2 separate regions of the Homo sapiens genome follow, and region 2 is linked to region 1. Evidence: chromatin loops called from intact Hi-C (ENCODE). Cell type or tissue: heart left ventricle. All regions are shown on one strand.

Region 1 (8,000 bases):
ACACACTGGGGCCTGTTAAGGGGTGGAGAGCTAGGGGAGGGAAGGCATTAGGAGAAATATCTAATGTAGATGACGGGTTGATAGGTGCAGCAAACCACCATGGGACGTGTATACCTATGTAACAAACCTGTACATTCTGCACATGTATCCCAGAACTTAAATATAATAAAAATTAAAAAAAAAGAAATTCACATTCACACATACTTTCTACTTCTTAGTGTGACTATATGTGGACTTTCTTATTTCTCCCTAGTGAATTTTACTACTCTTAAAATAGGAATTAATTTTTTCTTTGTGTCTCTTACAGCATCTAGCATAATATACTTCATGTAGTAGTTGTTCAATAAATATGTTATTGAACCTACTTACAATCATTCCATGGAGGCTTAGAGAGCCATGAAGTTAAACTGGATCGTGCCTGTAACATAGCCAAGGCTACACCCTGAGTCATGGACTGCAGGGCAGGAAAGATCCTGCAGTCTCACCTCCTGCATGTGGGGCTAGACTATCCACTTGTCCCTGTTTCCACCAACAGCGCCACTAATCAACTCTGGGACATCTGGGGCAAGGGTGCTTCCAGTTAGCACTGTGGCAGTCTGCCCAACTGATAGGAAACTGAATTTGGGGTGAGGAGGTAGAATTCAGAGAACAGGCTTACTGTAGAGTCCTCACAATCAAGTTGACAGCAGATAAATTGAAATATGAGACACATTTTCCCATTCCTCCATGCAGAATATAAGTGAGAATACCTGTCCAGTCCCAGATTTAAGTATTTTCCTCTCTCAATCAAAAAGCTCCATCCCTACAGTCTTAAAAAAAAATAGAAAGATGGTTGTGAGAAAAGCCTCATTCTAGAGAATAACTCTTCACCAGCTAGAGGCTGGACTGAAACAGGAACATCTAGCTCAAAATAAAAGCACCATGATGAAAATCTCCATTCCCAGACACAAGGAGCTCATGCACCACCTCTGGCAAATGTACTTGTCAACTCATGCCAAACATTTTTACTGAACTGGGAGCACTGACAGCAATGGAAACCTCCCCCAGCTCTTGAGGCTCATCATGCTGTAAAAGAGAGCTGAGAGAAAGTGTGGTCAGTTTTCTTTGACTCATATCCACCTAACCTCCATTGTTCACTTCTGCTTCATGTCCCAGAGCACTATTCCAAGCCCACACTGAAATTACATTTCTGGATTAATAACAAGCACAAGAAAATAAATCACATCTGCCCCAGGCGTGAACCCAAAACCAAAAGCAGCCACAGAGAAGAATTTGTGAGCTGAGCTTAGGGTCAACTTTAATTCTGAAGGAAATGAACCTTTTTTTAAAAATCAAATAACAATCTATGTAGACAAAACATTTATCTACACTGCTCTAATTAGTTTTGGGGTCTTTAAAACCTCTTTCTTTCTCGTGTAGATATCTACCAGAGCAGAAATTCTGTGATAAGATGGCCTGAGGCCAAATACAGTTTAATAAAGTGCTTCATCTTTATCCAACCCTCAGGACTATTTTCATTTCCTAAAGGAACATCCAGGTATCCAGGCATATCTCTAGAACATCATCTCACTGGGGCTTATAAACCACCTGCCCTTTCTGTCAGGACATTTCCCTGTGCCATCAAGTTCAAGTAAAAGGCTGCAGTGCGGTCACTGCACCATTGCTGCCAGCTTCTATTTTTTATTTTGTTGTTGCTCTGTGTGTGTGTGTGTGTGTGTGTGTGTGTGTGTGCATAGGCATGCATGCAAGCATGCTTCCACATGTTTCCATCAGGAATGATCTTTCGGGAGAACATAAGAAGTGCATGTGGGAATCTCATGCTATGTCTTGCAGGCTCTGTCTCATCTCTGTTGTCCATTCTCTCCAAATTTTCTGGACTCTGTTGGAGATTACCAACCCTTGCTTCTGCCTTTAGACATCCTGTCTAAATGCCTCTAAGACACCTGGAACACTCTGACAACCCTGTCCTTAAGGAACTCTATCCTCTGGGCTCACAAAATACCTGCAGGTAACTGGGCTGTGCTGTGCTGTGCCAGTTTCCACACTCTCTGCTTTGAGAGGTCCCAGGAGTCAGGACAATCCTTTCCCCCCGGAAAGCACTTGGCACCACAGTCCCAGGCTTTAGAATACAAAGGGCTCCAGGCTCCTCTGAAGCACTGCTGTTGCTCTGGGACATTAGGTATGGCTTGTGGTTGCCAGCACCATCTCTGCACAGAGGGCCTCCTAGAGTCCTGGTGACATCGCTGGCCTGGCTGGGACCAGGGTTACCTCCTATCCTTTCCCTGTGTGTCATATGGACATAATAGTACCCACAGCTCAGTATGCTGTGCCGACTGAAATAACCCAAATGCACACTTAGCACAGTATGGTTCCTGGTAAAAGCTCTGCTAATATTAGTTATTAGGATATGTACTGACAAGAAATAATATTTTTTCTTTAATTGTGTAATGCAATATACAGAAGTTGAATAAAACATAGGTATAAATTCTTGCATATGTTAACATGCAAGCACTAGCTAGGACTAAATACTAGCTTCCCACATGCCCCTTCCTCACCACAGCACCCCTCATATCCTTAGCAATGACCATTACCTGATTTTCACGATGTTTGGTTCTTTATAATTTTCTGCTTCTCATGCCCGCCCTCCTGATGGGTCTAGGTTTTAACCTGTGATCATACACGTGTATTCTCTTATGCCTGGGTTTTTTTTTAACTAAATGTTGTGGATTTAACAGTCATCACTGATTCACCCACTTTCGTTGCTAGTGAAATATACCATAATCTGTTTATGCACATGCTTGATGATGGGCATCTGGGCTGTTTCCAGTTTGTGGCTGTTAGGCACAGTGTGGCTGTGGTCATTCATGTAATGGTGTCCGGGGGCATGGGAGCACCAATGCCTCTGGGTTACACACAAGGAATGGAATTCCAGGCCCTGTGTTTCACTAATCTAAGCCTTTTTGAGGTTAAGAAAAAATTGGGCTCTGCATAGCGGCACACACCTATAATCCTAGCTACTTAGGAGGCTAAGGTGGAAAGATTGCTTGAGCCCCGAAGTTCGAGGCTGCAGTGAGCTATGATCACATCATTGCATTCCAGCCTGGGAGACAGAGTGAGACCCTGACTCTGAAAAAAAAAAAAAAGAAAGAAAGAAAATGAAAGAGTCCCCATAATCAGCGGAAAGGAAAAGGGATAAGAAGCTGTTTTGTAGAAAGAAAGGCAGCTAGGGGATGCTTGACCACGGTAGGATGTGTGGGCACAGAGTAGGGTCGGGGGCATTCCAGAGAAAGGGTCTGCCCTTCTGCGGATGACAAGAGAACCACCTTGACAGTCAGCTCGCCCACCGCCCCCCGTGCCCCACCACTCTTCCGCATGTGTCTCTTTGGCCCTTTTCTCATCTGTCTCCACCTCCCCAGTCTTGCCATTCTCCTCCTATCTTGTTACTGCTTCTCCTCCACTCTCCCAATTGAATTGCCCCAAAGCACACAGCAGGAGGCCCCGGACTACTGGAAGGTTTGCTCAGTCTGAGAGAAATACGAGGGAATATTTTCCACCAACAGAAGAAGCATGAATGCGTCTTTCTCCGGTTAGGATCTGTTTTCGAGGAAATCAAATAAGATTGCTTCACCCGAGGCTCTGAGCCTCCACAGCCAACTCCCGAGGCCTGGGCAGTGCAGGCCTTAGGCCGCTCCCTGGAATGGTGTGACCAAAAGTCAGGAACCTCTGGATACGCAGGGCTAATATTTGCCACAATCTCCCAGGAACTGAAACCGGCAGGCATCTTGCTTCATTACAGAGTTCCAAGGGAAAGCACCATGGCGCACTCTTGTGGCCCCCGTGGGGACTGCAAGCAGAGCCCTAGGGGTCCTCCTGGCCCTAGAAGCAGTGCTAACCTGGAAGACCAACTTATTCTTTAAGTATAGTAGGCACCCGCGCGTGTTTTACTTTGTTTTAAAATCAGAGGAAAATAGAAGGAATCAGCAGGTGTAGCGCAAGTCCTTTGTCCTTGGTGATCCCTAGCAAGGAACTTCCCTCCTCCAGGGAAGGGGTCTTACCTGGAAGGCCCAGAGTAGAGTTCCTTCAGCTCTTGGAGTTCAGCCTCAGTTTATCTTTTCTCCTTTTCATGCTGGAGGATTTCGGAGCTCAGGGCAAGAGTTTTCTTGGAGGTCACAGTTGCTGCCCGTGTTAGGAGAGATGAGGAAGAATTCCATTATGCATTTTATAAATGGCCCAATTTTCTTCCAACCTACATGGATGAGCTGAAGTGAAATAATGGTTTAAGGAGGTCAAGTCACGAAAAAGGTCTCAGTGGGACATGGCAGCACTAGGGCAGCTCCTAAGTGAAAAACTCAGCGCCACCACCAGACAACTACTTCCTCAGTCCCATGGGCCTGGAGACTGTCGTGGGTGGGAGAAAAAGAGAGATACAGCCATGAGGGGAAGGTGCAGGATCCCAAGAGTGTGTGAGAAGAAAAAGAATAGTGAATAAAATGATTGAAAACAAAGGTGTTTTAAATTATGCTGGGAATGAGGAAGCTGTGATTACCTCCCTGTTGAAGTAGAGTCCCTTGAGATACCTCTCATCTGTCAGGAAGCCTCGTAAGACCCCACATCACCATAGAGCTGTTGACCACAAACAACAAGGTTCAGTATGCCAGAGCTCCAAGCCATTTGGCTTCCCTCTGAAAATCACATTATGCTGATTTATGAGGAGTGCTAATAAAATTAAGCTTATCACATACCATATATTGAGCAATTATGTACCAAGCTTATTAAGATCCATTGGAGTCCTAGCCTGTAATTGCTCAGTGGGTAAAAGTAAGTTTTCAGAGTGATGAATTATCTTTGAGTTACTGGTACAATATGAACTCACTTCTCAATGGGATAAATAGAGGCAGTATAAATAACTCTGTATAAAACTTTTAATAATAAGTATAAAAATCACCCACTTTCCAGATAAATATAAAAGATAATTCATTAAGAACAAAGAGTGCTGCTCAACTCCATTGTTCTTCAGAGAAACAAGAGTCTCTTTACGCCCTTCAATAAGCTGTACTTATCTTGACCTCTCAGTCCATGTAATAAAACAGAAAGCTTCAATTTGTAAGTTAAGATTACTGGAGTTCAAAACAGAGACCATAAAGTAGCAGTGAAAACTGGCATCATGCTTCTGGAGTTGGAAATGGGCACATACAAAAGAATATATGGTTTGGGAAGGAACTTCGGTAACATATTTAGTTTAATAGGGACCTAAAGGCCACGGAGTATTTGATCCATAAGCTAACCATGACCCTACACACTGATTATTCTGGTTTGACTTTGGCCAACAGTCACTATGTTTTTAAACTTTTATTTTAGGTTAAGGAGTATATGTGCATGTTTGTTATATAAACTCATATTCCATAGATTATTTCATTACCCAGGTACTAAACCTAGTACCCAATAGTTATTTTTTCTGCTCCTCTCCCTCCTCCCAACCTCCGCCCTCAGGTAAGCTCCAGTGTCTGTTGTTCCCCTCTTTGTGTCTGTGTGCTCACATTATTTTGCTCCCACTTATAAGTGACAACCTGCAGTATTGGTTTACTGTTCCTGAGTTGGTGTAGATAATGACCTCCAGCTCCATCCATGTTCCTGCAAAGGACATGACCTCTATTTTAAGAAAGGTCAGGGAATTGCATAAGAGAATATCCACATGAAATGGAGAAAACACAAAAGATCGGGTTGCAAATAAACCTTATGAGAATCATAAACCATACCTAGTTTCAAATTTTATTAATTGATATTATCATACTCAAGAAGAAAGCTAATTGTGAGACACACACAAATCACAAGTATGAGAGCACCACCATCATTCCCCAAAGAGCCTCCCTTCCATATTAGGAAATAATGTAGCCCAGATGTAATATAAGAGCTCTGTAAGTGATGTGCGAGATTGTAACTTACTTAAATATGGAGCCATTTTTGGTCATTTCCATTTGATAAAGCTGATAGTTGCATAGACTATGTGACAATTTCCAAGTAACAATGGCATGCAAATCTACAGATTCCAGGTCTCACTACCATGATTACCTATGTAGATCAGACACATCTTACTAAAAGCATTCCACATATAAGAAGGTTTCCAATAGTAAGGACCATTGGTGTATTTACCAGGCAGCCTGTCACTATCTGTTTACAATGAAAATTGACTGGGCTACCTTTTTTCTTTTCCCAGGCTATCCTTCAGTAAAGGGAGATCATAGCAGCTGAAAGAAACAGTTCTTTGTGTCTTTTCTCCAAATCATTTTGTGGAGATTTTAGCCAAATCAGCAGGAGTTCAATTTTCCTTGTCTAAGAAAAGGAACAATGATTCCTTCCAGCGTTGGCCATTAGTCAGTGCCAGATCTCAGAGAGTTAGTTCAGAGTATTATTCTTAGAAATAGCATGATAGCAATCCTATCTGGAATCATTACACACCTAAGAACACCCCTATGGTGTGCAATAATCTGTCTCTAAGGCTTTTTATTATATCCTGGACACATATCCTTTTCCCAGTGGTGAAACCAGTTTACAGGTACTGTTTAACCTGGGATGGGGCCAAGCAGAAGCCTGACCAAGCTTGGAATTGAGCTGCATACAAAGTTGGCTTCCATAAGGCTACATGATGTGAAGTTAAATTCCATCCTGAAATACTATTAGGAATACACATTCCAAATTTAAATGTATAGATATGGTATCTTTGGGATGGGTATCAAAGTTCTACGCCTGTAATCCCAGCACTTTGGGAGGCCAAGGTGGGCAGATCACGAGGTCAGGAGATAGAGACCATCCTTGCTAACATGGTGAAACCCCGTCTCTACTAAAACTACCAAAAATTAGCCGGGCGTGGTGGCAGGCGCCTGTAGTTCCAGCTACCAGGGAGGCTAAGGCAGGAGAATGGCATGAACCTGGGAGGTGGAGCTTGCAGTGAGCTGAGATCACGCCACTGCACTCCAGCCTGGGTGACAGAGCGAGACTCTGTCTCAAAAACAAACAAACAAAAAAAAAAAAACAAAGCTCTTGGTACAGGATGTGCTCTCAGAAGTTATGTTGCTGGACTCTGTAAAAGGCAACCATCCCCTCACCTACACACTTGGGCATTTCCTGTCCAAAGGCCTCTGAGACATCTAAGACATGCCAGCAATCCTACCTTTGAGGAGCTCCACCTTTATAGGCCCCCAAATAGTGAAGGTACCTGGGAAGTGGATTCTTCTCTGCCCACGGTTAGGCATTGGTGCTACACTTGGGCCTGGAACCCTGAGATCAGACAAAATAAAAAAGAAATTGTGAGGTGGGAAAGATATTTTATTATACTAAGCTATATAATTGCATTCTCCCTTTACCCTTCATTCCACTTCACAAATCTAGAAGACATTCCAGTGGGATCTGCACTTTACTTACCCTCATTCAAGCTGAGGACTCAATAATTAGAATAAACTACAAACCCAACCTTTATGTTTTGACTACCATGTGTTTCAGTTGAATATCAGGGATTTCATTTTCATTTTCAGAAAGGCTACTGCAGTGAGAGTGATAAGTAATGTGTTATAACTATGTAACATTACATTCCCTGAACTATCTATTTATTCAGAGTGTCAAATTCATTAGGCTAGTGTTCCTTTGACCACACATAGGAAACCCAACAAATCTTAAAAGTGTGGGGTCTGTGGGCTGGGATAGGGCAATATCAGCTAACACTTAGGATTCTCTCAGAGTTCACTGGTTCTTAAGTGGATGGAACCCTTGATTGTCAAGTTTCTGTATCTTTTCTTTAGGAGATTATAAGTCTAGATGCCTGCTATTTTCATGTTGACAAAAATGTGTACAAACTATGAAATGCCTTCCATATGTTCCTAACTCCCAAGACACATGTTTACTGAGTCCTTGATATGTGCAAGTTCCCCTTTGCATCCATCTCAGGAGGAGACTTCCTAGGAACCCAACCTATATCACCTGAGATCCCTGTTAGCCCCTCTGTACAG
Region 2 (8,000 bases), 270 kb before region 1:
GAAAATGGAACACTTATATACTGCTAATGGGAATGTAAATTAGTTCAGCCGTTGTGCAAAGCACTTTGGTGATTTCTCAAAGAACCTGAAACAATTACCACTCGACCCAGCAATCCCATTATTGGATATATACCTAAAGGAATATAGATTGTTCTGCCATAAAGACACATGCACGCATATGTTCATCGCAGCACTATTCACGATAGCAAAGACATGGAATCAACCTAAATGCCCATCAGTGGTAGTCTGGATAAAGAAAATGTGGTACACGTACACCGTGGAATATACACAGCCATAAAAAAATAAGATTATGTTCTTTGCAGCAACATGGATGGAGCTGGAGGCAATTATCCCAAGCTAAATTATGTAGGAACAGAAAACCAAATACCGCATATTCTCACTTATAAGCGGGAGCTAAACATTGAGTACACATGTACACAAGGGAACAACAGACACCAAGGCCTACTTAACGGTAGAGGGTGGGAGGAGGGAGAGGACAGAAAAACTACCTATTGGGTACTGTGCTTATTACCAGGTAACAAAATAATCTGTACACCAAAACCTTAAAGAAAAGTTTTTTAAAAATGTAAAATAAAGCATATAGCAAAACAAACAAGACACCTGGTAAAGTTCTGCTCTTCCTTCAAAGACCCAGCTCAAATGTCTCTTTCATAAAGCCTTTCTGACATTCTCATACCCCCCTACTCTCTGACCTGGGAGAAGCTGTGTTTTCATTCTCCCACAATAACTTGTTCATATTTCTATTATAAAACCTACAAATTTAAACTAGCTGTCAGTGCATACTTGTTTGTCTCCTTGGCTATGTGCCTTATGAGATGCCTGGGATAGAGATCAATTATTATTCAATTTGAATCCTTGGCATTGGGTACAGTGGCTGACACATTGGAGGTGTGCAACAAATATTCATGGTATAAGTTCACTGAATTACAGAGATGTATGCATAAGTTTTTTGGAACTGGGTTTCATGAATCATAGGTACACACAATTTGAATAAAAGAAGAAAACAAAAGTGGGGCAAAACGGTGTAGGTCTAGTAATGAAATGGGAAAAGAAAGGCACATTGAAAAGTCGCAACAAAAGAGAGAACCAGTACAATTATATCAACATATAGTAAACACATTGGAGAAGGGAAAAAAATACAGCAAGTGAAATTGATTCTTTGGTGGCAGAAACAATTGAAAGGTATGGAGGCAAAGAAGGAGGAGAAATTAAGGCATAGAGATAAATTAGACTTGGGGAGAAAGCACAGAAGTCAAATATAGCAACAAATCTTGGACTGGGAATGTTTCCAATTGACCATTATGCTTACGATTACTTTTATGTTGTGGAGACAATATTTAATGAGCATTTCAGATCTGTTAACTAATTTTTTGAAAAAGTGACTCCAGTTCAGTGATAAATACCTTGACCAATATGCCATATAAAGTAAGAAATATTTTACCATACCCAAGAAACTGGTTTTACCGGCTTAGTTTTGACCAACTGATGGCAATTTGTACCTGCTAAACTCCCAATTTTTTACTTGCTGGTTGTGTAGGTAGGCAGTGAGGTTTGTTGGACTGGGCATGCAGGGACAAGCAGTTAGGCCAATACATGGACTGAAGATTATATCTATTTATCTGCCTTTTGTTTAGCTATTTGCATAAATATACAGAGTGGGTTTATTTGCACACTTAGAGCTTTAGAATAAAAGAACTTTGACTTTCAAATTGGTTTTTCTTGATTTTTAAAAATTTTTATACTCCACTTTTTCTTCCGTCTTTCTCAAACTCATTTTTCCCTAGTAGCAGAGTTGAGACTTAATATTACAAAACTCTGCTTGCTTTAAAGAATCTAAGAAGAAGAAGAAGAAAAAAAGACACTAAAGAACTTCCAAGCAGAAGTTTAAGAAGTTCTGCTATAGCCCATCCACTCGTTTGTGGAATTTAAATATATCCGTTTTTGCCACAATAACAGCGTAGCCTTGCTAGAATCATATACAAAGCAGCAGATTTCTTTCTATAAATTACTGGACACTGTGGTGTAATGTGGACATTGCTGAGGAGGGATGTAACTGCAACAGAAACAAATTACTTACATTGCATGCAGTAGGGAAGTGGGTGAAAAGAGCATTGAACTCTGAGTCGGGAGACGACTTCAAGGCCCAGCTCAGCACTCTAGCAGAACTTTAGGTAAGTTTTTTAGACACTGTGTACTTCAGTTTCCCCATGTGAAAATGAGAATAACGTCTGTTCTGCCTACTTCACTTGAACTATTTGAGGATAAAAGAAGGTAAAATGCAATAATGGTCATGAAGATTTTATAAACCTTGAAGTGATGTACAAGTATACCATACTGTTTCACTTCTATTACTATTATAACTGTTTAAAAAAGCATTTGTGACCAGTACAATCCTGGCTTTTCTCTGGAGACTAACATCCAGTTTCACAGTTATTTTACTTTTGATAGGGAAAAGGGAATTATTCCTGTTATATATTGCAATATTTAGGATCCTCTAGCAATTTCTCAGGCTATGACTTCATGTTCCCAGAAGCGGGCAGCAAAACTCCAAAGGCTCTGCCTTTTCCTCAATTAAAATGTCTAAAGCAGTTTTTCCTTGAGAGGAAAAGAACTATACTGTAAAGAATAGCCCTTTAAAAATGATGGTATTTAGGTGACAAAGCTAATCCTATTACAATAAATATAACATTCATTCCAAATAAGATTTTTCCTTTTCTCTGTCCTGTGAAGAAAATAATTGACTGTTTCTTCAATCTTATGTTAATTATTTGACTTATATTTCCAGAAACTCCTACCCATGTTTTTCCATTTAACTCTAGATTTGTAGATCCTACTTAGCACCAGTTTTTAAATAAATTGTTTTGTATGTGTAAGAGAAAAGGTGTTCAGGCCTGATTTATAGTTTAGGATGCCTACCTAAGTCCAAAGAGTGATCCTCAGCAGTGTCTAAATGTGTTCCTATCATAGAGTATATGTTTGTCATTCAGATAAAATGTTGTCTACATCTAATCTTTCTCATTCTTTCATTATTCAAATATCCCCGTGCCTTTCTATCTTTAGTCAGTGAATTATCTTGTAATGACAAGAGCAACTATCATTTGAACTGTTCTTAACTCACTTAGGCCGGAGGTTGCAATTTTTTTTTTGTCAAAAAATCAGACCTTGGTGATAACTTGAGCAGTAGGCTATAAGTAACTAGTAGGCTAGCCTACTATAAGTAGGCTAGGCATATTAATAGCGTATAAGGTGCTCTCACAGACATGTTTTCCCTTTGATACTCACCATAGCCCTGTGAAGTTGATAGCTACTATCCCCCATTTTACAGATAAATTTTCTAATCTGTAATCAAAATAGCTGCTCTTTGCTTGAAGAAAAAGTCCAGAGGGACACCCTATATGTCAAGAGAGCTCCAGGGGGTGGGTAATTTCTTTCATAATTGCTAGAAGAGCCAATTCTGAATGTGAGGCTTTTTCTGTCTGCTTTATTACAACCAGAGATGGAATAGGAAGGCTTTCAGTTACAGTTTATCAATTCCTTCTGCTTTTGCCAGTTAATCTCTAGCTTTACTCTTTTGAAAAAACTACCTGTTTCCCACTCCACTTCTGCTACCACCACTACCAAGTCAGAGTCCTCTTTCTATTCCAGCCAAACCTCTTCCTGTTCTTGAGAATTGCATCACATTCTTGGCTTAACGTAACCAACACCCCCACATTGGCACCAGGGAGTGTGTAGCCCTTCTTTATTGGCTGAAAGTTCTTGTCTGGTGAGCATGGAATAAGTCACTCACTTCCTGAATTTCAGCCCTGGCTAAATTTGCTTCTGGAAAAACATATATATATTCCTCAGATTTTTGTTTGTTTGTTTGCAAATCTCCTTCACTCCAGCCCTGTCCTGGAATGAGCAAGATTTACCAAATAGGGACAGCGTGAAAGGGAATTTAGAGGGTAGAGGTAGAGGGAAAAGGAGTAGTATGTGTAGCTTGCTGAATGAGATGTCTGCTCTTGCTGTTTCCATTTCTTCACTTCTCAAACAATTTTTAACCCAATCTAAACTGGCATCAGCTCCCATTGTATTGAAAGGGCTTTCACTCAGGACAGTAACGCCCCCCCGCCACCTCCCATATTACTAAATCCAGTGGATACATCAGCCTTGATCTTACTTGGCATCAGGGTAGCATGTGATGCTTTTGGTCACATCCTCTTTGATAGATTCACTCTTCCTTTGCACTATTGTTTTTTCCCTATCTTAGTCATGGGTCTTCAGCATCCTTTGCAAGCTCCTCTTTACTCCTAAAGTACTGGTGTTCCTCAGAACCCTGTTCTACATCAGCCTCTTTTCTCTCTAAACATTTTCTGTGAGAAATATTATCCCTTTCCATGGCATTATTGAGATCTATCTGCCAATTATTTCCAAATCTCTATCTTCCCTGACCTCTTTTGACTGCTTTCTAGAACTTCAATTAGAAATTCCTGAAAGCCTATTAACCAACTCCCTCCCTCAAACCTATTCCTCCAATAATGCTCCTTATCCAAACATATGCCACACCATCTACCCAGTTTTTCTAGGCAGAAATGTAGGATTCATCCTTAATGCCTCTTTTGCTCACCTTCCACATTCAGTCAATAACCAAATTCAGTATAATCTACATATTTGAATCCATCAATTTCTCCCTGTCCCCACTGGCCTAAGTGATCACCATCTATGTGGCATTTTGCACATCCCTTTGCTAGTTTCCTGCCCCCAGGTTTTCTCCCCTTGGATCATTTTCCACTAACCACTAGATGGTTCTTTATGTAAATGCAGTTCTGTAAATTCACCACTTGTGTTTAAAATCCTTTAGTTGCTTCTCACTGTCCTTAGGATGGAGTCCGAACTTCTTATCACGGTTCATAAGCCTCTCATGATCAGTAACTTGCCATCAGTCTGAACTCCACTCACACTGACCTCCAGTGTTTCAAACACACCCTGCTTCCTTTTGCCTCTAGGCCTTCACAGATGCTGTTTCCTCTGCTCGGAGCATTCTACTGTAGGGCCTCTAACATCTGTAGACTAAATTCTAGCCTCAAATTATCAGTTATCTTATTCCTGAATCAGAACTGAACTGGGATTCTTAATATTTTTTTATTAATTCTTGAATTAAAGCCAGGATTTATATTATCCTATATGTTTCTTTGAAAAATGCAAAGATATTTTCTAATGAAACTGTATTTGAACTAATTAACTTAGGGTTCAGTTTTTAAAAATCATAGCCGAATGTAAACTGGAACGTACTTTTTTTCATGGTACTGGAATGTTTTCTTGGTTGTTATTCATCGTGACATTCTAGCTTTGGAATTTTTCATTTCCAGCTGACTTCTAGCAGTCTCCTTTCTTACCTCTCAACCCCTTACCCTCTGGTTGCCCTATACTTGCCCCTAGATGGATCCAGTTTGCATGCAGTGGTAGCTGCTGTGAGGCTGCGGTTAAATAGAGCTGCTCAGACTGCAACAGGAAAGCATTGAATCGAAAGCAAAGGGGAGGAAGCGCAAACCGATACCCACCACAAAGCTGCTGAGTGCCCAGCATGACCCAAGCCGCACCCTCTGATGAGGAGTCTTGTGGAGGAGTAAGAAGCCACAGACTTTAATAAACCATCAGCACAGCCTGTCCTCCACTTCCCTGGTCCAGCCTTCCCGGATCACCATGAGTATCACCGGGTACTGACCTAAGAAGCTGGGTGATGACAGAAAAGTGACCAGAAATGTAGAGTCCAGAGGAAGGTACCCGAAATGAATGACTGTAGACCATTTTATCTCAAACTCCCTACACAGTCAAGCGTGGCGAGCACGAAGGTCCGGGGCATGAGAATGTTTCTGAGGAGCTCCCTGCTTGGGGTGATTCCCAGATGAAGACTCCTAAAAATGTTCCCTAAAAATGCCTTTGCTACCTCCCTGAAAGGCTGCTTCTAGTAGTGGCCAAAACAACTTATAAAAATTTTGTAACTAAAAATAAAGCCCTTGTGAGATACAGTTAAGAGAACTTTAAATATACACTAAGGTATGATGACTATTTTTAGATTCCTGACTTCAATGGAGGGAGGAGAAAGGAAGGAGATGGAGCAGCAAAGACATATGTTACCTACTTGATTTTGCTCATGGCCTAACCTGTTTACATTTGTCCCTTTTGCTATCAAAGGAGATATTAAGGAATTATAGGAAAGGGAATGAAAAGTGTGGAAAAATATATAGGAACTAAGTACAGATTTTAAACACTGGTAAGGTGGAGAACTCCTTGGAAATCTAGAGCTTCACAGTGGCTCTATAATTCACCTGTTCAGGTTCACTACCTCAGAATCTAAGAAGGTGAGATCTGGGCCCTACTTTTGCAGCTGGAAGGTCAGAACACAAAGAATGGAGGTGACTGACTCAGTCTGGAGGAAAGGTTGCTTGGCTTGGCTGGAAGTGGGCACTTGTGTCATCATAGAGTGCCAACCTCACACTTCAGATAACAGAACAGGAAATATTGTTAGTTCAGATGGGAGAGCAGAGGACTGACTGTGTATCCAAGACCATTAAGTTATTCAGTCACCTCTTTGTGTTGTACTTTCTATCCTACAAGGGACCAGAGCTGGCTGTGGGGAGCTTGGGCAATAGATGAAGCAGGCCATCAGGCCAGTCCCTGTTCCTTGCAGCTTTCTTCTCCCTTCTATCATGTTCAGCTTCTTTAATCTGCTCAACCCAGAAAGTCTTCCAAGATTGACATCATTACCAAAGTTTAAATGGAAGAATCTGAGGCATTTTGATAGGAGACAGGGGTGACAATTCTGGAGTAGAGGAACTGTCTCTCACAAGGCCTCTCTACTACAAGTGGTAAAAATTTGTGCTTTATTTTAACAACCACAACAACAGTGAATTGGAAAGGATCTAATAACAGAACAGAATTTGTAGTCAGACAACTTTGTTTTGAAACTATTCTTCCTTTCTTCCCTTCCTCCCTCCCTCCCTTCCTTCTTTCCTTCCTTCCTTTCCTTCAGAAAGGAAAGGACAGGGAGGATAGCCATAGAATGGGAAGCTCCTTAGACCTCAGAGGAATGCCGCAAGCTTCCCAAGTCTGAGTGCCTGCCCAGAGTTTGCCTACTTTCTTCAGTAGTCAAGGATATTCCTCAAGTTGTGTTTAATATCTATACATGAGCCAAACTGCGGTAGGTGGGTGACTGCATTCCCCAGGTGCAATCTTTCAGCATGTGACCTGATGTAGTACATTACATTCCTTAGACAAGGAAAAAATAGCGATATGAATGCAAAGAGGGGGAGGCAGAGAGTGTAAGCTACTCTAAAACACTTAGTTATGAAAGAAGAAAGATTGGCTAGAAAGCATGTGTAATAAGGAATGAATTCCATTTTTTTAATTGAGAGAGGTTCAGGAATGTTTATGTACTTGAGGAAAAAGCATAGTGAGAGATCTTAACAAGTCACTTCATTCCTAAGCTTTGATACCCCCATCCAAGGTGAGGAGGAGAGGAGAGGAGTTTCTATAAAGATTAAAATTGAATTAAAATCATATGCCCAGTAGTGGCTTATATGCCACAAAGCCCTTTACACATGTTAATTTTTATAACTATTATCATCTAGTGACTGTACAGATGAGTAAGCCCTGGTCACAGCTGTTCTATATTTTCTACCCTATATGACAGAGCTGTCAAGAGGAGACAGGCTCTTGAGTAGGCAGGGCTAAGACACATAAATAAGAGGCTAACACTGGTGTGATTTGTATCTTGACATGCTTTGAGCTTTTGGAGGATGGTGTGTGTATGTGTGTGACTTACTAGATGCAATGAGTTACCATTTATTTCAACTTGCCCTGTATTCTTATTTTAAAAATCTTACTTAAAACATGGACACATGTCAAATCCAACATGTCTCTAAAAAGATCTAATGTTTGGAGAAAATTTTAGAAATATTCACAAACTGTGCATCTGATAAAGGTCTATTTAGAATCTA

The links. Hi-C counts contacts between places; a loop is a spot of excess contacts. Peaks named below come from ENCODE experiments on the same cell type or tissue, not always from the same donor. Only the 100,000 strongest peaks of a DNase experiment are listed, where the experiment ranks them.
Region 2: it touches region 1 in a loop (5-fold over the local background); 17 of 110 quality-filtered maps call a loop at or near these places.

The regions. Positions count from the first base shown.
Region 1 is chr1:119,866,921-119,874,920 of GRCh38, reverse strand. No RefSeq gene overlaps it. Among named protein-coding and RNA genes, the nearest start is that of ADAM30, 26 kb to the left of the region's middle. In heart left ventricle, a CTCF peak has its summit at 3,840 (motif pointing left); a DNase peak (open chromatin) is centred at 3,820; H3K4me3 peaks cover 377 bases.
Region 2 is chr1:120,140,545-120,148,544 of GRCh38, reverse strand. No RefSeq gene overlaps it. Among named protein-coding and RNA genes, the nearest start is that of SEC22B, 32 kb to the left of the region's middle. In heart left ventricle, no CTCF peak of the experiment used is centred here; no DNase peak of the experiment used is centred here; H3K27ac peaks cover 585 bases.